Linked DNA regions of Homo sapiens: regions 2, 3 and 4 are each linked to region 1. Evidence: chromatin contacts called from ENCODE Hi-C or POLR2A ChIA-PET data. All regions are on one chromosome and are shown on one strand. The core of a region is the stretch at or near the end of the contact, and the rest is flanking DNA. Distances in the headings are between cores, read along the strand shown.

Evidence for each region. A loop is a pair of places that touch in the nucleus more often than their neighbours do. ChIA-PET counts read pairs that join two places held with the same protein, here RNA polymerase II (POLR2A). Pooled maps may share reads with other maps.
Region 2: a map of B cell shows a loop between it and region 1 (7-fold over the local background). The contact joins the promoter of STAMBPL1 here to the enhancer-like site in region 1. A Hi-C loop is called at or near these places in 3 of 168 maps with a recorded cell type or tissue (B cell, OCI-LY7 and naive thymus-derived CD4-positive, alpha-beta T cell), 5 of 37 single-sample maps with no recorded cell type and 10 of 50 pooled maps. POLR2A ChIA-PET finds 5 or more read pairs at or near these places in 1 of 52 experiments (HEK293T).
Region 3: a loop to region 1 is called in a pooled map, with 3 times the contacts of the local background. The contact joins two enhancer-like sites. A Hi-C loop is called at or near these places in 2 of 168 maps with a recorded cell type or tissue (CD8-positive, alpha-beta T cell and naive thymus-derived CD4-positive, alpha-beta T cell) and 3 of 50 pooled maps.
Region 4: a loop to region 1 is called in a map of OCI-LY7, with 3 times the contacts of the local background. The contact joins two enhancer-like sites. A Hi-C loop is called at or near these places in 2 of 168 maps with a recorded cell type or tissue (OCI-LY7 and naive thymus-derived CD4-positive, alpha-beta T cell) and 3 of 50 pooled maps. POLR2A ChIA-PET finds 5 or more read pairs at or near these places in 2 of 52 experiments (MCF 10A and OCI-LY7).

What each region holds. Positions count from the first base shown.
Region 1 is chr10:88,383,203-88,388,486 of GRCh38, forward strand. The region is part of intron 4 of RNLS (renalase, FAD dependent amine oxidase); the gene reads right to left. Among named protein-coding and RNA genes, the nearest start is that of RNLS, 200 kb to the right of the region's middle. Within about 2 kb of position 2,474, at least 26 of the 41 ENCODE cell types and tissues checked have a DNase peak (open chromatin) inside an H3K27ac peak, as active enhancers do; they include B cell, CD8-positive, alpha-beta T cell and OCI-LY7, where a contact is called at or near this core.
Region 2 is chr10:88,877,085-88,882,368 of GRCh38, forward strand. It overlaps STAMBPL1 (STAM binding protein like 1), which reads left to right and starts at 3,161. Exons shown (of 11, transcript NM_020799.4): 1 at 3,161-3,554. LOC124902551 reads right to left here and starts at 3,580. Exons shown (of 1, transcript XM_047426134.1): 1 at 2,650-3,580. The coding sequence starts at 3,338. The coding sequence ends at 2,811. It also overlaps the pseudogene PTCD2P2. RefSeq lists a silencer at 3,050-3,179 and enhancers at 3,760-3,869, 4,890-5,284.
Region 3 is chr10:88,822,821-88,828,104 of GRCh38, forward strand. ANKRD22 (ankyrin repeat domain 22) reads right to left here. Exons shown (of 6, transcript NM_144590.3): 4 at 3,218-3,295; 5 at 460-558; 6 at 1-198. The coding sequence ends at 121. Among named protein-coding and RNA genes, the nearest start is that of LIPM, 23 kb to the left of the region's middle. RefSeq lists an enhancer at 2,515-2,604. Within about 2 kb of position 2,576, at least 5 of the 41 ENCODE cell types and tissues checked have a DNase peak (open chromatin) inside an H3K27ac peak, as active enhancers do; they include CD8-positive, alpha-beta T cell, where a contact is called at or near this core.
Region 4 is chr10:88,025,249-88,030,532 of GRCh38, forward strand. No RefSeq gene overlaps it. Among named protein-coding and RNA genes, the nearest start is that of PTEN, 160 kb to the left of the region's middle. RefSeq lists a silencer at 2,359-2,408. Within about 2 kb of position 2,388, at least 6 of the 41 ENCODE cell types and tissues checked have a DNase peak (open chromatin) inside an H3K27ac peak, as active enhancers do; they include OCI-LY7, where a contact is called at or near this core.

The sequences.
Region 1 (5,284 bases), core at 1,224-3,723:
TGCTAAGTAGTAGTAACATTTCATTATGATTTGTTTGAGCTCAGGGCCAAGATTGAAATTTTTATGAATGAGATGCACCACTATCACCTATAATTGAATACTGAATAGTTTTGGAAATGAGCTTTCCTACAGACTGTTAATGTTTCTTTAAAAATTCAACCTAAAATTGTTAGGCAAAACAGCACTTACAAGTGAAATTTATACTGTGGTAAAGTCATTTCAGTGACAACTAATGTTGTTTGAATCACATGTAATGTCAAACTGCTTTCTACATTTCCTGTGCTGTCAAAAGTTAAAACAAGAAGCAAGACCTCCATTTCCACACAAACGTGCAGCAGATATATCTTTTGAGTTCAAACTACAATTCCAGCAGTGGATTTTTTTGGACTTTGATGCAAGTGCAAATGAAATTTCCTTATTTCAAAATCCATTTAACTGTGCAATTGAGGAGCTTCCACCTACCCTTCAATTGGAAGTAATTAATATAATGACATGCTAAAAGGCAAATACCAAGAGAAGAATCTAATAGAATTCTTTAAGTGCTTTTTAAGTAATGATTGTGCTAAATTAAAATCATATGTTCATCAACAGATATTAGTATTTGACAGTATCTATTTGTGTGAAAAGATATTTTCAAAGACAAAATATGTAAAACCTCATTATGAATCAGCATTAACAGATGGGCATGGGCAATTGATTCTGATGATAGGAAGCACTAACTTTGAACCCCAATTAAGTGAAATGTTATCACTCTCCCACAATAAAAGAATTCAATTTTTCTCATCAGTAGACCTATATTATAGAAAATTATACTTAACTATTATTATCAAATTTTCCATTTTTGTCAATAAAGATTTATAGAAATTTGTTTTCTATCTTGTCATGTAATTGCCCACATAATATCCTTGATTTTGACTCTTGGCCTAAAAAGTCTAACATATTTACTTTTTGGGTCTTAACAGAAAAATGTTGCCAATCCCTGACATAGACTATTCTCTTATGTCCTTTATTGTCAAAGGTGTCTACTAAAGATAATTCTCAAAATAATTGTATAAGTTCATGTTTGTTGAGTGCTTACTATGTGCAAAGCTGTTTAAGTTCAGAGACTTTCTCAAGGTCAAACACTGGTAAATGAATTAACCATTATTTAGATGGTTAACAATGATATAGATAGTACTGTAGTTATAATTCCCATTTTACACATGAAAAAACTTAGGCTCAGAGAGGCTAAGTAATTCCTCAAAGCCACACAACCTAGGCTTTGCAGCCAGGAAGATGAGATTAAATCATGCTTAATTCCCTTACCAGTGTATGACCTTGGGAAAGGCTGTGAACTTCAATTTCTCTACACTATAAATTGAAAATTATAGTACTGACTATATCATAGGGTTGATTTCAATATTAGATTAATTACTATATAGAAAGCACTTAGAACAACTATAGCTCTAGTGTGGAGTAGTCAGAAATGGCCTGGAAGTTCATTTTTAGTAAAGAGATTAATAAAATAGTTTATTATGTACCAGGAGTTGATGGAGAACAGTTCCCAATTCAGCTGTCAATTTGAGCTTTTCGCTTATGAAATCTATGCTATTGAGTTGACGTTTGTTAAGGAAAAGAACCTAATGTCTGATAAACAGGCAAAAATTAACTATTACATTTAAATGTGACTATTGCAGATGTACTAAGTAGTTGAGAAAGCCAGTTGGGGTCATACTCACTTAGGCTTACACCTAGCTTTGCCTCCTTGTTAGCTGTGTGACCTTGGTCAAATCACTTAACCTTTCTGAGCTGAGGTACCCTCCTCTATAAAATGTGGATTTTAAGTAGGCTATTATAGAGGATGATGTGAGGATTTTAAAAGACCATGCATCAAAAGTACCTAAGATGAAGCCTGATTTAAGAATGAGCTCAGCAAATGCTAGCTCATTTCCTTGGATTAGCCTTTCTACACTGACCCAAGGCTTGCAAGGCAAAGCAAAACTAAATAAAAGCAAAATGAAGTTAAAAAGCCCAAACAAATAAAAACCAATTTGTTAATTGGGTGTTGGTGGATAAAAAGACTCTGAAAGTACATCCAGTCAAATTTGAATTTCAGGTAAACTATGAAATTATTTGTAGTATAAGTATATAAGTATGTAGTGTAAGTATCCCAAGCATTGCATGGGATATACTTACACTCACTAAATTCTTCACTGTTTATTCAAAATTCCAATTTAACTGGATGTCAGGTATTTCTATTTATTAAACCCGGCAGCCTAGACATGGTAGAATTTAGTAAGCCCAGACATGACAGACTCCTGAATAGCCAAGGCACAGAATTCAAAAGAGTCAAATGTGTTTCCAACTTGCTAACTGCAAAAGCATCAAGGAAAAGGTTGACCCCACCCTCTCTGTCTCTGCCAAGCAAAGAGCCCAGATGGGAAACCCCAGGTGAGTGATTTAGCCTCCTGTGCATACTCTATGGGATCCTGGTGCAGAGGTTGCTGGGAAAACCGTGGCAGCCTGCCCTAGGTTTTCCTTCGGGTGGGGCCCTGTGGTTATGGTGTGGTGACTCTTTGTCACGGTGCCCCTGCCACGCCCTGCTTAGTCCACCTGGTGGTTGGGGGTAGGGGAGAAGAGAAGTTACAGGCAGAAAAAAAGGACTTATCAATGTAACATATTTCTTAGGTGGTTTGTGCATTGCTGTTTGGGCTTGCAAAACTTTAATTATTACTTTGATGCAGAGTGGCTGCAGATTGTCACTGCCAGGCCTGATTTAATAGCCTGCTTGCACAAAGTCCGACAGAGATTGCTTTTGTTGCACTTTCTAACAGCTCGTGATGGTGGCTTTTTTACGTTAAGGAGGAAACTCTGTGGTTAAACTGTAGCCTAGGTATTTTTAGAGCCGTTACCATGTTAACCGAAATTTCGTACATTTCACCTGCAGGATATGCAGTCGTGCTTAGGGCCTTCCTTAAACTCTAACAAAAAATATAATTTAACAGTTGTTAATACTGTGCTTAGGACCAACTCCATGTTATCAGAAAAGCTACTGACCAAATACTGGACTGCTAAGAATCCTTTTTTTGGATGGGTGGTACTGTGCCATTAGAGAGTATTTTTTTTTCCTTGATATAAAACGAGTTGAAGGAACATAACCAAAAGGCTAAAATTGGTTAGTTCTAAAGGTCAGAGCCTGAAGGCAGTGACCCATTTGTTAATCATTAAGCTTTTCTAAGCCGTCTCTGACAGAATTCTGGCTTTCTGCCACTTCTCTGGTCATTTTAAACTGCAAATTCTTGTACTGTTTCAGTTTTTAAGTAGGTTTCAAAGGTTATGAGAAAGGCATAACTTGTTAGCTATTTTTCCTTATCAAACGTCTTTAGGGTTTTGGAAGGCAGAGCTGTTCTGTGTTAAGAGAATCCTCACAGCATACCCAGCCATACAGCATTTAAAGATGGACTCTTGGGTCCTCTGAAAAGGGTGGATTTCTAGCTATCATTCCCATGTTACTTAGTTTCCATAGATAAGCAGGATGTGAGGGCTGAGGACACCCACTTAGCCATTAGGTATTAGTTCCCAAATCACTGCTATCTCAGGGTAGTTGTCTCCAATAATCCCAGCACTGAAAGTTCAAAAAACAGGAGCAAAATAACCACAATGTATTTATCATCTTCTGTCATCAGTTATAAAGTGGAAGTACTTTAAAATATTTTGAATGCATTTTTGTAAAGCCCAGTGAGGTTCCAGTGCTATGACGTTTCATTGCCAGAAAACTCAATGCCAGTTTATGCTCTAGTCCATCTGAATAAAAAGTGATCTGTACACCCAAAACACATAAACAGAACTAAATTTTATGTAGCCAAGGGACATTAAGCTGCTAAAACATTTGCTTCAATATTGAACATGGAATAGCTGTCCTCTATTTCTCAAGGGAAAAAATATACAGTCAAACCTTGCTTATCCATAACCCAAACTTCCGGAAGCCTTAAGTATTTGGAACTGCTCCAAACCCAGAAGAGGGGAGGAGTGAGAGGAATAGAGTGGGGGTGGGAGAAGTGGGGAGCAGAGAGAGACAGAGAATGAACTAGCGGAAAGCAAGCAAGTCAGCTTTTAGAAGTAGACCTGAAGCCCTAGCAACACTGAAAAGAGACCTGGAGCTTACATCTGATTGGCTTTCCAGCCAGAAGGAATAGAGAGCTCTGATTGGCTGGTGATGATGTCTCCAAATAACCAGCCTTTTTCAGGAAAGCAAATTTATGTGGCAGAAAGGACAAGAGACAGAAGAAGCACGCAAGAAGAAAAGCGAGGAGAACAGAGCAAAAAAAAAAAAAAAAAAAAAAGGAAGATTATTTGTTACAGTGGTGGAGACTGAGACAAAAATGAGAATAACAAGCCTATTTACGTAACTGCTTACAGTTTACAAAGTGCTTTTACATGTAATCATTGATATTGTCTTTACAAAGACCTGCAGGGCTCCCAGAAGTTAAATGGCATGCCCCAGGTCACCCAGCTAGTAAGAAAAATAGTGCATGTCTTCTGGCTAAAAATCTAACACTTTTGATATGGAGCAGGTGTTGTGGAGATAATGATTTAGAGTTGTCCTGTAGGACAGAGGGAAGCAAATGCTCTGACAGCAGAAAAGAAAATCAGAAGGCACGTCAGCCTGTAGTTTAGCGGGCAATGCAGACAGGAGTGAAGGGCTCCCTGTTCTTCACGACCACACACCTTGAAAACATAGATATAGGAAACATCTCTGTGGGTATTTGGAAGGGGAGATGGTTGTGGTACAAATGAAACCTATGTCTAGAGGGCTCAGAGGGCAGTCCTGAATATATTTCCCTGGGGTGTATCACAGTCGCCTTTCATTTAACACGTAGAAGTTGGATACCTAATTATTCCTTCCATCTATCCTTGAAAGCTGTTCCTTCCTCAGGCTTAGTCGACAACATAACCATTCACCCAGTTGCTCAAGCTAAGAACCTGTAAGTCATCTTTGTCTTAATTTTCTTTCCATGTTTAATTTATCAGCAAGTCCTGTAGATTCTACTTCTAAAACACACCTTGAATAAGGCTACTCTGTTCATCTCCATAATCACCATTGTTTTCTCCTTCTGAGCCACTGCAATAACTTGCTATTTGGTTTCAATACTTTCTGGCACCCTGTCTTCCCCAGCTCTTGCCTCCTTCCCTTGAAATCCATTCTCTGGACTATGCCATCCTGCTTAAAACATGCCTGAGAATAATTCAAAATCCTTCCCAGGATCTGGCCCCAGTTTAATTTGCCTCACTCTGCCTAGGACTC
Region 2 (5,284 bases), core at 1,911-4,410, 490 kb after region 1:
CTCTCCAGGAGAGCATCCTGTTTCCTGTGACATCAGAACCAGGTGGCAAAAGCTATGTCCATTTTTTCTCACATCATGAATCCAGAAAGCATAAAGTTTACTAATTTAAACATGATCATCCATATCCAGTCAAATATGTTAGCAACTGTGATGGAGATACTAAAGGGCGTTGCAGAAGGAAATGTATCAAGATTCGTTGAAAGACGTGAGTTCTCAGAGGAACTGCTGGCCAAAGTGAGGAAAAAAGGGAAAGTTGCGCTTGTCTTTGTGGCCAGATTTCATGAGATGTATGGAAAACTGCACATCGTTGTCCAGGTCACCACTTACACTTTGGATGTTCTGCTCTGCGACATCCGTTTAAAAATGTAAGGGACGGGAAATCCCACATGTTGCCATAAAACAACAGGATGGTCACCTGTTAGACCTTCCAGGCACTGGGCCAGTCCCTGTTGGCTGAGTAAACCCTAGTTTCAATCCACCTGTGGGTATGAAGACCTGCTTCCAGTGAGTTATTGGCTTCCCTAAGAAGCAGGCATCGCACTTCAGCAGACACTACAGTGACACTTGATTTCCTCCCTAAAATCACTGAATGGTGGCATGCTGCTCTCTGAGAAGTTATGTCGTGCCACTGTGAAGATCTAGATACAAGCACAGAAAGCTCAGCTCCCTCAGAAAGCAGGCTTCCCCTGTGCACACTACTGAGGATCCGTGAAGGAACATGGTCACTGTCTCCAGTCCAGCTTCCAGTACTGGAGTGGAACCCAGTAGGCACTATCAGGAATGAATTTCACTACAAGTGTGGTCAACTCTGATTTTCAAGGGAGTAATTACTTGCAAATTATACCCTTGCTGAATTCAGGAGGTCCGAAACCCTGTTCTACCATATCAGAAAATAGCCCAGGATTTCCTCACTGCTCTGCCTTCATGTATTCTGTAACTTGAGCCCTCATTTTCTCATCTGCAAAATAATAGTGCTTATGTGTATTTGCATATAGATTTGAAATCTTCATTCAAGGTTTAGTAGGGTAAAATTGTCTCAAAAATAAGAGAAACAAAAGTTCTGGAGCAAAAAGAAATCTGGATTTTAAATTACTATTGAGATTGAATCTTTAAAAATGCAAGTAAAACTATAGGTCACTTAAAAATTCTCTAAGATAAAAGTTGTATAAATACACTGGTGCTTGCTCTTCATTAACTCAATTAATAAAAGGGAAATAAATCACACCTAAAGTTGCTATATCAGAGTTCTTGGTCACAACGCTGAAATCATTTCTGGCTAACTGAATCAGAAGAGAAATATATTGGAAAGTCGTTAAGTAGCATACCAAAGAGACAGGAAGTTTGGCAAATAAGTCTCCTTACACAGGAAGGGAAGCTTAGCAGCTGAAATTACAACAGGTGGGTCATCACACCATTCAAATAGCTCACTTAGGACACCACTGACATTGCCGCAGTGTTACCTCTGGCACTACTGTCCCTGAACACAAAACCCACTTCACAGATAATGGAGACATTTCTAAAATGTTTCTTCTTGAAACACATAATCCAGATTCAAATAACTGTACAGGAGTCTCTGAGGCTGATGTTGGGTCACAAAATGGTACTCTAGCCGCTGGGGAGCAGGGGACGATGGGTATTGGGCCATTTTGGCTTTTATGAGAATTTGGATGCTAGATAGCAAGACCATGATCAATGACCACTCTAAATACGTACGTGGAATTTTTTGTTTCATAATGCTTTTTAGGAATCTGGCTAACCTTCTTAATTACCACTGAATTTTAAATTGTCCAGTAGGTCATGAGATTATCTGGTTCAATACTGCAAACTCAAATGCCTACCATATTCTCAAATGTCAGTGAGGTGGGGGTGTATGGGAGTGGTGGGGACTGTGGAAAACTGAAGAGTGTCTTCACAGTCTAAAGGCGACACCTGCTATTCAGCTTCAGCTGATGGTTGCTAGAACTCGCCATGGACCAAATGTCTGATGTTACGATTTTACAGAAAATGTGAAAAGTCTGAATTTCTGTGAAATTTCCTAACTTCAACATTTGGAACCAACTTAAAACTAAGCAAAACAACACTGTTGCTTCTTAAAAATCAAGGCTGCAGGCTGCCTCCAACAATCAAACTCTTCATTTAAAAAAAAAAAAAGAATCCAGGGAGATGAGGCTTAAGAAGGTGAAATGCTTGAGACCAAATAACTCAGTTGGTGGCTGAGCCAGGGCTAGAATTTTGGTTTCCAGAGGAAAGGCTAACTAAGAAAAGCCAGTGTTTCCCCACCCCACTCTGCAGCCATTTCTCTCACTTGGAAGTAAGCTCCCAACCAAGCTCAAGAAAAGCGACTCTATTTCATCCAGCAGCAGCAGTCTCCATAAAATGTTTATCAGTTAATAGAACCTGTGAAGCCAATAGAAACAGCTTTCAGTGTTGGATCAGAGTTTAAATTTCAGCTTCTACTGCTTTCTAGGTGAGTAACCTGGGATAAATTATTTTACTTCTCTGTCTCTCGTTCATGGAAAAAACAAAAACAAAAACAAAAAATGAGTCCCTTTTATATACAGGGTTGTGGCAGATGGACTAAGATTTTGTGTACCGACTGCCTGACACAGTGCCAGAACTGTAGTAAGAACACCACACGTGATAGTAACATAACATCCAGGAGATATTCTAATACTTCTTATTTTCCAAGTACACACAAATTGGGGGTAGGGGGAAGGGCTAAGATGCTTAATAGTGGGCGTAGCCAGTTGTGGATAAATATCAAAAAGGGAATCCTAACATGAAGTATAAGTGGGATTTTCACCAAAACCCTATCCTTCCCCAGACTCCAGTGACAGTTTAACGGTCAGCTGCATCAAGGCTTGTGTACTGTGCAGTCTTAAAAGGCACCACTCCTGTCCATCTCGGTGAAATTGATGGTGGAGCAAAAGGGAGTTTAGGTGGTTCCGGTCTGGGGAGAAGACGTGCAGGGTTTCAGATGCGAAAGTCGCACCCAACCGCTTCACTCGGGCTCTAGGCCATCCGCAGGGGCCCTGCTTCCTTCCACCTGCGAGCTTTTTCTGCAGAATGCGGGAAGCCGCCGCCGCCGCCACAGAGGAGGGGGCGGAGGCAGAGGCGGAGGCGGCACCCAGGGGCCGGGGCAGGGGAGGCCGGGACCATCGCAGTGACAATTTATTTTCCTGCAGCAGCGGCAGCAGGGACGGTTGCTGCAGGTTCGGGGTCGGCCGGCCTGCGCGTGGGCTTGCGAGGACGCTGTTCGTCCCCTGCGCTGGGGTGTCCGACAGCGAGGAGGAGAACGACGCACGGAGCCCGCGCGACTGGAACCAGCAAAGCTCCATCTGTCGGCAGAGGAGAAGGGGGAGGAGGCACGGCCGAGGCAAACGAGCGGACGCCTCGTCGCCGGGTGCCGGTATCACCCCGCTGCAACGCCTTCCAGCAAAAGCCACCGCGGCCCGGGTTGCAGCAGCCGGACGGATGCCAAGGCCACACGGCAGCCACGGGGGCAGCCGTCGCAGTCGCCGTCCCACACGGGCTGCGGACACCAAGGGTTGCTAGTGAGTAGCGGCGCGCGCGCGTGAGTGAGAGCGCGCACCGGACGGGGAAGTGCGCACGGCGGGTGCGTCTGCCTCGTGGCCTGGCGCGCGCCGGCCCTTCCGCTGGCAGCGTCCGGTCCCGGGCTGGCTCTAGGGGAGGAAAAAATGCACTTTGGCGGCTGATCGCTTCCTTCCTGCCAGTCATGCAATCGGCCGCCTCCATCGGCGCCGCCTGTATGCGCCCCTCCGCTGGGCCCTCTGGGTTAGTTTCACCTTGATAGGGAGGCAGGAAGACCTGGCTGCTGGTGGCAGGGCGGGACTCTGGCCGTGACCTATACGTGGGTGCGCCTGTTTTTTTGGTTCAGCCCTGGGTTGCAGCCTTGGAGATGATGTCGACCTTGGGAGAGACCACTGCACTGTCTCTAGCGGCGCGGTGTGGAGGAGGGAGGGGCGAGGGTTAGAAAAACGGACCTTTACCCCGGCCGAGCAGGTGCCATGCCTTTCCAGATGATGTTACTTTTATGCCCTTTATGAGCGACTAAGACATTGCCCCTCACCTGAATAACTTAAAGCTTTCGCTGAAAGCCCCCAGTGAGATGCACAAAGAAATGGAATGTCTCCAAAACATATTTTTTTCAGAACTTTCTCTAAAACAACCCACGCTGCTGATACCCCCAGAGCCTAAGGTGCCATAATTGCTGAAGTTTAAAAGAAAATTTATGTAAGGAATAAGTAATTCAGGAAACGGAACCCAATCTAGAGGTTTGAAAAAAAAAATCAAGTGCCTGGGAAGTGGGGTGGGGTGGCTTGCTTCCTGGAAATCAGTGTTCGGTAGTAAGTAAAAAAGACAGCTTTCAAAGTAAGCCCCAGTGAGCACACTGCTTTCCAAACATCTTGCTCATTACTGACAATAACATGAAGTCCTGGATTTTAAGCTATTTCCGAAGACATAATAGATATCACTAGGATGCTTGTTTATGGTCTCATGATTTAAGGCCCTGTCAAGGTCAATAACGTAGATTTGTTCCAGCAGATAAATTATACCTGAATGTTTGATTGTTCGTGTCAATTTTTTTGAGGGTAGGTTTTGACGGTTGTTTTACACAGAAATTAAGCCACCGTGTTTTGTTTTTATCCCGACCTTGTTTCCATTGGAAATTTTGTGTTTTCAGGATGGATGCTACATTGCACTTCAAAAATATACTCTGCCACTGGATTGTAGTGGGCATTGTGTAGCTACACTATACATATCTTTATTTTTAATACAAGTTAATGTGTCGCTGAGCAGTAGGCTCTTTTTGTTTACCATTTGCACCATGAGAGCTTCTCCATTCAAAGGCATAAAATGTTATTGGAATCTACCTGCAAAATGAATTGGCTGATTGTTTTCTGTTCAGACACAGATACAGCAAATTGCCACTAAGAATCTGCTTTTGCGTATACGTTGGCTGTAATTTATGTAGCAACTGGTTCTTGGGAATTTCAAGAAGAAACTTGTTTTCTTATCCTCACCTATAAAGTAAGCACCAAAATTTAAATTATAAGGCAGATAACCTAAGTCCTTTACCTCTATCTCAACCTTCAAGGCCTGTTTCTTGGTACTCTTGCCCTGTTTCATAGGATTCTTACGGTTTGTGGGAGGCTTGGAGGGAGTAGTGAGGAACCAGTTTCCTGAGGATGTCCTCAATAGAGAGATTTGCTTCTGGAGGAGAGAGTGTCTTTGGGGTTGATTCCTAAGAAGGACTGATAAA
Region 3 (5,284 bases), core at 1,326-3,825, 440 kb after region 1:
ATCATTATCCCCATAAAATGGTGGCATCCAGGTTAAATGGCCCACAGACCAAAAGTCTAAAATGAAGATAGAATCCAGTCGTTAACTTTTTCTGTATCTCCATCGGTGTGGTCACAAGGATTACAATGCTTTCCTTAGCATTAATTCAATCTGGGAAAATTTTAATCTCCGTGCAATATCCAGTGAGCTCTCACCATGCTGAGGGGGGAAAAATATACAGTTATTTCCAATAGAGTGCCCAAGATCTCGTACGTAGCTTAGACCAATTGACTCTCTGTGTTGGCAAGGGCTTTAAAAGGCAATCAGTCCTAATAGTAATAGGATAACTTCATTCCTTAATGAGGATGATTAATTTTACTGTTGTTTACGTCAGAGGCAAATAATTTACTTCAACATAAGGCCTAGATTAGAAGATGCTGCTGCTAGAGGAACCTCAGACCACGGTCCACCCTCCCTTACCTTATTCTTTATTGTGGGGTCTGCACGGGCTTCCAAGAGCAGAGGGATAAGAGACTGGTTTTTCATTTCACAGGCATAATGTAATGCGGTACAGCCATACTGAAACACAAAGGGCCAAAACTTCAGCTCATAAGTCGGGCCCTCCACAGACCATAGCATGTGGCTTCATTGGCAAATCCTTTTCACACTTTGTAGTATACAACTAAGCAGAAAAATAGTCTGCAAACCATTGATAGACAACTATTTCTAGTACTTAAAAAATTTTTCGCCGGGCGCGGTGGCTCACGCCTGTAATCCCAGCACTTTGGGAGGCCGAGGCGGGCGGATCACGAGGTCAGAGGATCGAGACCGTCCTGGCTAACACGGTGAAACCCTGTCTCTACTAAAAGATACAAAAAATTAGCCGGGCGCGGTGGCGGGTGCCTGTAGTCCCAGCTACTCCGGAGGCTGAGGCAGGAGAATGGCTCGAACCCGGGAGGCGGAGCTTGCAGTGAGCCGAGATTGCGCCACTGCGCTCCAGCCTGGGCGACAGAGCGAGACTCCGTCTCAAAAAAAAAAAAAAAAAAATTTCTTCTCTGTCTCAATGTATATGTATGTTAGTGTCATATAAGCCATCAATCTCTGCCTTTTTGTTTTCCATTTTCTGTTCTAAAGAATGCAACTTAAAAAAGCTGATGCTGAATTGTGCCAAAGTTTCTTTGTCGCATGCTATATGCCTCGGTGATCATCACCTTGATCATGTCACCATCTTTCCCTTAAAGAGTCTCCACATGGCCCTTTACATAAACATTATCCTCTATGGTTTTGGTGATGATTCCTACTGAAGAAGTCGGGTGCTCTTGCTGCAGGACACCTGCAAGATCAGTGCAGTTCTACAGAGACATTTCCCAAACGTGATTTGTTATAGCTTATATTATGTGTTATAAGCTAGTGCATCTACTCTGTTGGTACTAATTTAAAACACTACAGGTCAAAAAAATTATAGCTAGGGCATTAGTGTCCAAAATTTGGCCTTTGGAAAAGTAGCCAAGCAACCATGGTGCTGGTGAGTGAAGAAATAGTACCTTTGGCTATCAAGACAGGTTTAGCTCTGGATCCCATTCCCTAGAAACACCTCTAAAATTATAGGAGATCATGTTGCAATTATTTATTTTTATTAAGTGGTGGCATGACAAATGGAAGTTCTGGCTCTGAATTTTGTCATGTGAAATAGAGTCTAATTATCCAAAAATACAAAACACTGTCTTACCTAGAAAGTAGATTTTAATACTCAGATAGTTTTTGAAAAAATTTTGGTATTAGAAGTGGTGTCTGTGTGTGTACCTGCATGTGTCTCAAACTCCTGAGTTCAAGGGATCCTCCCATCTCAGCCTTCCAAGTAGCTGGGACTACAGGCTAGTGTCACTGTGCCTAGCTGAAGGAATGCAATATCTCTATCTAGAGAGAGAAATACACATAAATTGCTGAGAAAATATCCTAGAGAAATTTTGGTCACAGGCAGGAATATTAAATCTATTGAATTTAAATGAAAAGACCAAGAAAAACCTTCAACAAACTTTTAACTTCATCTTTAATAATCTCTTACTTAATATATTTCAAAGCTATCTAAAGAAATGGTAATGCACAGTAACTGTCAATACAAATTTATCCAAAAGTTCTATTTGAAATAAAAGGGAATATAAATTTCATAAAGTTATTTTCTTTTGCTCTCTCTCTCTCTCTCTCTCTCTCTCACACACACACACACACACACACACACACACAACTGCCTGCATTTAAACATGATACCAGCATAGGCAAAACCGAAATGATGTAAATAATTGATAGAAACAGGAATGGGGCCATGGTCTCTATCATAAAACAATGGTAATACACACAGATGTGCACACACGTAAAATATGTTAGGCATCACAAATAGAATGTTAGTATTTTGGAATCAAATTTCCACTTGCCTACTTTTTCAATAAGGAACTGGGAATCCAAAATTTTATTCAATCACCATAAGCAAAACACCATAGAAATAAACTTTTGTCTTTCTGTGATCATTGAGAAAGAAAGATGAGTGCAAGAGCACAGAGGTGAAAGTGAAAACAACACCTTATGCTCATAAACAGGAAGAAGTGAGCGGATGCTGCTACTGTTGTTATCACTGCTCTTACCATCAGTGGGATTTTTCTTTGACCTTTGTCTTATTTATCTGTAGTTTGCACACGGGGCCTCTCATCAGTGGGTTGGGATTTTGGCTGCAGTGGCAGCTGTTGCCATTCAATGAGCACTTACTACATTCTGAGCATGTGCTAAGTGCTTTACATGAACAAGCCCAATGAGATAAGTATTATCCATATCCCCATTTTACCGATGAGGACACTGAAAGTAAAATAAGTTTACAACTTGCTCAAACTCATAGAAGTAAAAAGTGGCAAGCCCAGAGTTTACTCATGGGCATTCTCACTCCAGCTTCTTAACTATTATGGCTGGTATTTTGTTATCGGAGCCTTAGTTTTCCTTAACGTCTCAACAACATTAAAGCCAATTATTTTAAAAATGCTTTATAATCAATAGAGGTATTATTCCCATGAGTTCAGCAGAATATAAATAACCTCAAGGTTGCCTGTCAGTGGGAAAAAAAAGGAGAAAATAAAAGAAAACTAAATGTAAAATTGTCTAGGAAAATAAAGCAACTGTACAGATGACAAATACGCTACCTACAAATACCATTTTGAATATTTTTTCAAAATGGCTAAAAGTATAAACTTACACAATCTGTAGCATTAACTTCGACGCCAGCATCAAGTAGCATTCGTACAAGAGCCTCATTCTGCTTTGTCTTTGATACCTATTACAAATGGTAATTATAAGAAAGGCTTATTTACAAATAGTTTCTCCAATTTATGCCTGAGACTATTTAATCAATAGGCTTCATTTTAATCCCAACACTCCTATGCATGCATGCACCCTTCCTAAAATTTCCCCCAGCTTCTCACTCACTCTAATATCAATTAATTAAAGCCAGGTTCTCAGACTGTGGTCCTGAAGTAGCGGCACTGACACCTAAGAACCTTAGAAATGTACTTCTCAGGTCCCACCCCAAACCTACCTAATTCCACTGAGGATGGGGCCTAGTACCTGTCTTTCCCTTCCTGGCTCAAAGCTGTGCAATTACTTCCCATTGCTCTGAGGACAAAAGTAAACTCTTCAGCATGACCTACAAAGCCCCGTATGTTTTGGCTCCACGTATGGCCCTGCCCTGGCCTCTCTCTCACTCTGCGCCTCCTGGCTCACTCTGTTCTACTTACATTGGCCTTTGTTAATCTTTCATTCTCAGAGAATCATTGCACAGGAAGTTCCTTCTGCCTAGAAGCCTCCTCCCTCTCTTCTTTGCCTGGCATATTCACCTTTCATTCATCAGCCCAAGTCCCTCTTTCTCTAAGAAGCTTTCCCTGACCCACCTGACCAGGTGAAATCCCTCTTTTTTAGCTATCCTAACACCAGTCGCCTTTCTGTATCACCCGCTTTATGGTAATTTTACATGTGTTTGTGCCATTTGATTAATGACTCTCCCCACCACCCTCTAACTCTCATGGGGTAAAAAACTATGCCTATTTTGTTCATCATTGTGTCCCTAACAGCTAGCACAGCGTCTGGCACATAGTAGGTCCATAATAAACATACGTTAAAGAATTGAACAAATTAATGAAATGAACTAGGACTCCTCAGAAATTCACTTTTCCTTCCCAGTCTCCTGAGCTTCTGACCACAAGCCTGTTGGAGTCTTCCCCAACTTCCAGTCTCCTGAAGAGGCAAAGCTCTCCCTGCTCAGCTGGGTATAGCCCTGGAGTTCAACCCTGTCATCACCTGGGAAGCTCCATCCAGTTCTCTCTCCTTAGGCTTCCCTCTTGTGTCACCTCCTAAACTGCCTTTCTCTGCCTACTTTTCTCTGAAATAACCCAATGCTTTCCTCTCTCCTCCCCTATCATTTCCTCTCATGTCACTTATTTGTTAATTCATCACAAATTTACAACTTTAGGCCCCATTAATAAATTGCACGTGCATGAAACTAGAGTTGAGCTATTCATTACGATTACTATTTTTGCCCAGTCCTCCAGCCTCTAAACATTGAACCATCTTAGAAAGCAGAGTTGTGTGTCAATAAATTCTGAATGAGCCTTCTAATCACAGTTGTAATTTTTACCTTTAGAATCTCTAAAAATGTTTGTAAATAAATAACAGATTCTCCCTGCCCCCAAAATACATGTATTTAAATGCTATGTGCTAAATACATAATGAATTTTTAAAGAATTCTTCGAGGATATGAGCAGATTATATTTTTATTAGTGAATTAAAGTTCTTTTCTCTCTCCTATAAATCCAAATATAAAAATCAACATTGTCATGTTTAATTATAGTTCCTCAAATTCTGTGGCATTTAAATACCCAATGAAATAATAACATTTTTGACGGGCAGACTTGTTCTGCGGCTGATGTTAACAGGTGTAACCAATATTCACAGTTTATGAGCTACAACAAGGAGGGAGCTTGGTCATTTAATTAAAGTAAATTATGCATCTCTTGAGTCATGTCTGAGAAGTGGAACTGGGCACAAAGGAAACTAGATGGATAAAAGTGAGTAAGTCAGTGCAGATCTGTTACCCTATTGGGAAAAAAAACCAAAAACCATCTCAAGCTTCATCTTCTACTCCTCATATGACTGCATCTCTATACCAACTACATCTTTCTTTATTCAAGAAAATTGCTGTCTGCCAAGATTCATCCAAGCATGAAGAAATTCATCAAGGTGAAAATGGGCTTAAATTCTCAACAAGTAT
Region 4 (5,284 bases), core at 1,138-3,637, 360 kb before region 1:
CATAAATAGCAGTGTCTGCCATGGTGGGTTGACTATGTCATTTTACAGATAATAAACTGAGGCTCAAAGAGGTTAAATGGTTTGCTCAATTTATCATACAACCAGCAAATAGCAGAGCCAGGGTTAAAACCCAGATGTGAGTGAATCCAAAGTTTTTACTCGTAACTCCCATTCATTACTGTCATGTGGCGCTTCAAATGAATGATATAAATAACTTGATGGTAAATGCAGGGTGGGAGTAGATCAATACGATTTTGGTAGGTAGAAAATAGGGAGTAAAATCATGCAGAGAGAAAGATTTTTCCTACTGTTGGAGGCCTTTGGGGGACAGGAAAAAGTCCAAATTGATTATCAGAGAGTTATTGTTAGGGAAGAATGGGAAGAAAGCTCAGAAAGAAGTGCTGGGACACCAGGCTTCCTTGATAGCTCCCAAGTAACAAGTCCAAAATGGAATTTCTGATTTCTCTGTTCCCTAATCCACTTTATTCTCCATCTTTTCCCATCTCAGTAAAATTCACATTTATATGCCCAGCTGGTTAAACAGAAAATCTGAGGGTTGACATTCATCCTTCTGTTGCCCTCACTCTCACATCTGCAAGTTCTGAAGTATTTACCTCCAAAATATCTCTCACTATGTCCTTTCTGTCACTATCTCTGCCCCTTGCTCATCCAGCTTGCCACCAGCGTGTGCTTGAGAATGGAAACAGCCTCCTCCTAATGGGTCTGCTTGCTTCTTCTCTTGTCTCCTTTAGCCAGTTCTCCACTTGGCAATCTTGAATGAACTTTAAACATTGTAAGCCAGATCATATGACAGCATCCACTTAAAACCCTCCTGTGGTTTTTGTTGCACTTGGAAAGGACCCCAACTATGTCTTTGGCTTAGACCCCAGCTTTGTTTGTGACCCTGCACAGTCTAGTACTTCCTTACCTTTCCAATCCCATCTTGCACCGCATTCACCTTTGCTCACTCTTGGGCTCCAATTACAGTAGCTTCTTTGCAATTGTTGAAATGCTTCTTGCCTTGCCCAAGATCCTTCTTTATGGTTTGGAGTACTTTACCCCTGGTCAACTCCTGTTTCTTCATATTTATGCTTAAACATCATCTCCTCAGGCGGGGTTCCCCACGTGCTCTCTCTAAATCCAGTCCCTCTTGTTCTTCTCTATCAGAAACTTAATGATTTCATTTTTTTTCACATTCAGATTACTTTCCTACATATGTAATTATACCTTTATTTGTTATTTGTTTACCTTTTTCTGGTCTGTCTCCCCTGCCCCCTATTAAGAACAATGAGGGCAGAAGCTGTATTTGTTTTGCTGCTGCTATATATCTGGTAACACAGTGCTTGGCACAGAGTAGGTGCTCAATAAATGTTTGAATGAATGAATGAGTGAATGAATAAACAACTGACAAGATTGACTTGGCAAAGTCTCAAATGCCAGTAGAATGTGTTGCACACACAATTAGAAATAAAGCTTGTGGGCCGGGCGCGGTGGCTCACTCCTGTAGTCCCAGCACTTTGGGAGGCTGAGGCGGGAGGATCATGAGGTCAGGAGATCGAGACCATCCTGGCTAACACGGCGAAACCCTGTCTCTACTGAAAATACAAAAAATTAGCTGGGCGTGGTGGTGGGCACCTGTAGTCCCAGCTACTAGGGAGGCTGAGGCAGGAGAATGGTGTGAACCTGGGAAGTGGAGCTTGCAGTGAGCCTAGATTGCGCCACTGCACTCCAGACTGGGCGACAGAGCCAGACTCCGTCTCAAAAAAAAAAAAAAAGGAAATAAAGCTTGTGGCCGGGCACGGTGGCTCACGCCTGTAATCCCAGCACTTTGGGAAGCTGAGGCAGGCAGATCACCTGAGGTCAGGAGTTCGAGACCAGCCTGGCCAACATGGTGAAACCTCATCTCTACTAAAAATACAAAAATTAGCTGGGCGTGGTGGCGGGCGCCTGTAATCCCAGCTACTTGGCAGGCTGAGGCAGGAGAATCACTTGAACCTGGGAGACGGAGGTTGCAGTGAGCCGAGATAGTGCCATTGCACTACAGCCTTGGGGACAAGAGCAAGACTTTGTCTCAAAAACAAAACAAAAACAAAAACAAAAACAAACAAACAACAACAACAACAAAAAATCACAAAAGAAATAAAGCTTGTTAAAGCAATGTTTGACAAGAAGGATTCATTTTATTTACGAGAATCAAATCCAAATGGCAGGTGGGGGATGTCTCTATAGCAGTTACCAGGATGGTCTCTGATAATTTTATGGAAACAATAAGAACTACATGTATTTAATTCTATTTTAATTTAACCATTCTATGTTCAGGGGGTAGAATTTTGATGATGACAACTACTTCCTCTTCCCTGGAGCACTGTTGAGAAACATTGCCCAGTGTGGCCCTGGGGAGCAGTTTCTGTTCTGGCCTGATCTGGATTCCTCTTCTCCCAGCTTCTGCTGACCTCCTTCTGACTCTGATGCTGGTCCTTAACCGACACTTGTCCTTAACCTACGCTGCCTGCTCAGGAATCAGTCACTTCCTTCTTTCAGGGTCTTTATTACTTACTATTTGCGGATGATTCTTGGTGTCTGAAATGTGATTGCTCAAATTTCACTTTACATAAGTCTGCACCAGTTGATATTTAGAAAAGTTTTACTTCCCTCTAATATATGCGCAAAAAACTGCCTGCTTGTTCAACATCTATACCTGAGTTCTTTGCCTCAGTAATAACAAGGATGATATCTACAGCAATAGTAACATAGCTTCTACTATTTAGTACTTACTATGTAAAAGGCATTGTGCTACTCCTTTGAGTAATTAACTTAATATTTTCCACAGGTGAAGAAGCTGAGGTATACAGCATGTATTAAATAGAGTGTGATAACTACTGTAACACACAAAGCCTTATTTTATTGCTCATGTCCATGTACCTTAGTGGTCAAGGGTGTCTACTCCACATAGTTATTCACGGATTCAGGCTCCTTTCATATGGGTCTCAGAATCCTCCCTTAGGTCCTCTGAATCTGGTGGCACTGACAAGACAAAGGAGAGAGGAAGTGGAGATCATACAAAAGGGTTTAGAACCCAGGCCTAGAAGTAGTGTATTCCTTCTGCTCAAATTTTATTGGCCAGGAATCAATTACATGCCTTTGTTGAAATGCAAGGGGGCTGGGAAATATAATCTTCTTATACACCTAGGAGAAGAGGAAACAATTTTGGTGAGTATCTAGCCAGTCTCTGCCACACAGAAATTAAACAACTTGTCATACAATAAATAAGTGCAGATCTGGGACTCAAATACATATTGGTTGGACTAGAAGCCTAAGCTGTTAGGCACATGTCTATCCTCTCTTTACCTGTATATGTACATTTTTTAATATAAAAACTTTTATATATATATGAAAATACATTTTTAAAGACTGTGCTGCAGCCACATGGTGAAAGCAAGTTTATAGTCTGCTCTTCGTCAGGAAGACTCACTACCTGATTAAGGGCCAGGCTGAAAATGTCTTCTTTGATGAGACAGAAAAATGCATGCTGTGACACTTCCTGTGTGAAGCCATATAACCTTCCTTTTCATGTCAGCAGCTCAGGGATCCTGTTCCTGCTTAACCTATTCCAGCCAGAGATCATGAGATCATATTAGACTAAGGACTTTGGACCTTATCCTGTGGCCAGCCTGCTAATGAAACTCTTAACTGGATGCATTTAAAATGCAAGTGATAGTCTCTCTTTGCTGTATGGGGAGGGCCTTACACCAGTGTAATGGGTATAACTTTGTTCTATAAGTTCAGGTGTGTAAAAAATGTACTTTACATTTTCCTTTAACTCAAATTACCATATTTTATTAATTCCAATACATGCCTTTTTGTATGCTAACATCTCTGAAATGTGGATCTAATAATTGATGGCATGTTTGAATTGCTATTTGCTGGGTGGCAGTGCTGATTTATTTGCCATTGTCTGTATGTGTGTGAACATGGTCATAGGTATTTAGATATTGTTACCTCTTTAGTTGAATAATATGCACTGTTGGTATTACCCAGGCAGAGTTTAGTTGCTGTTTGCAATATTTTCAAAAAGATTATCCTGAGTTTCAGCAATGAAATGAAAACTTATAATGAACAGAAAGGCTCAGAAACAGTAGTGGAGTGTAAATATAGTAAAGCAAAAAAAAATTATAAGAATCACTTCAAAGCTACAGTGTCATACAGAGTAAGAGAATTAAATTACTATAAGTATACGAAACTGCGATACAGAGTTATGTTAAAAAGCATTGCATGTTAGTACATGCCAAGCAAGAGCGCACTCACATTAAACCTTTTTGTTTTTTTTGTTTTTTTTTTTCTTTGAGACGGAGTCTCCCTCTGTCGCCCAGGCTGGAGTGCAGTGGCACAATCTCAGCTCACTGGAAGCTCCGCTTCCCGGGTTCACGCCATTCTCCTGCCTCAGCCTCCTGAGTAGCTGGGACTACAGGCGCCCGCCACCGCACCTGGCTAATTTTTTGTATTTTTAGTAGAGACGGGGTTTCACCGTGGTCTCGATCTCCTGACCTCATGATCCGCCTGCCTCGGCCTCCCAAAGTGCTGGGATTACAGGCATGAGCCACTGCGCCTGGCTCACATTAAACCTTTAACAATGGGTGACAACATCTTGGAAGAAAACCTGGAGTCAAGAGTGAGGATACTAGTAAGAAATGTTTCATCACCAACAGAGAAAAATAGTGAGGAGAAAAATATAAACAGTGATGTGGAAGAGTTAGACTCTGAATGAAGAGATATGTTTAGGAATTTCTTAATACATTTATTTTCTTTTTTATGTGTACAAGAGTGACATGTAATAAAAGTCTACGTCCCAACAAGTCTTAAAGGGCTTCTCCAGCAAGTATAAAATAAAAATTTGAAACAAAGAGAAAGCATTGTTTCATAGATTAATTGGGGGCATCTTTCTTTCTTGGTGGCACACAAATTAATGATGTATTTTACAATCGATGGCATTTTAGTATCAATGAAATAGCTAACCTCTCATTTGCACTCCCATTCCTTTGAGTATTGGAAATTAAATTTCAGTCAGTTAAGCACCACCTCTTCCCATGATTACCTTGCATTTCCTGGGGGCTTACGTATGGAAGCCCCTGAGATGACCATCATTCGGCCTGGTTCCTGGTCCTCAGGCAACAGAGATCATTGCTAGGGACATTTCGTTCTCATCTCAGAGCTCTTTCAAAGCTGGCTGGCTCTTTCTGCTACTTCTGTGTCTCTCTTGGATGCAGTTCCTTGGACACAGGAACTT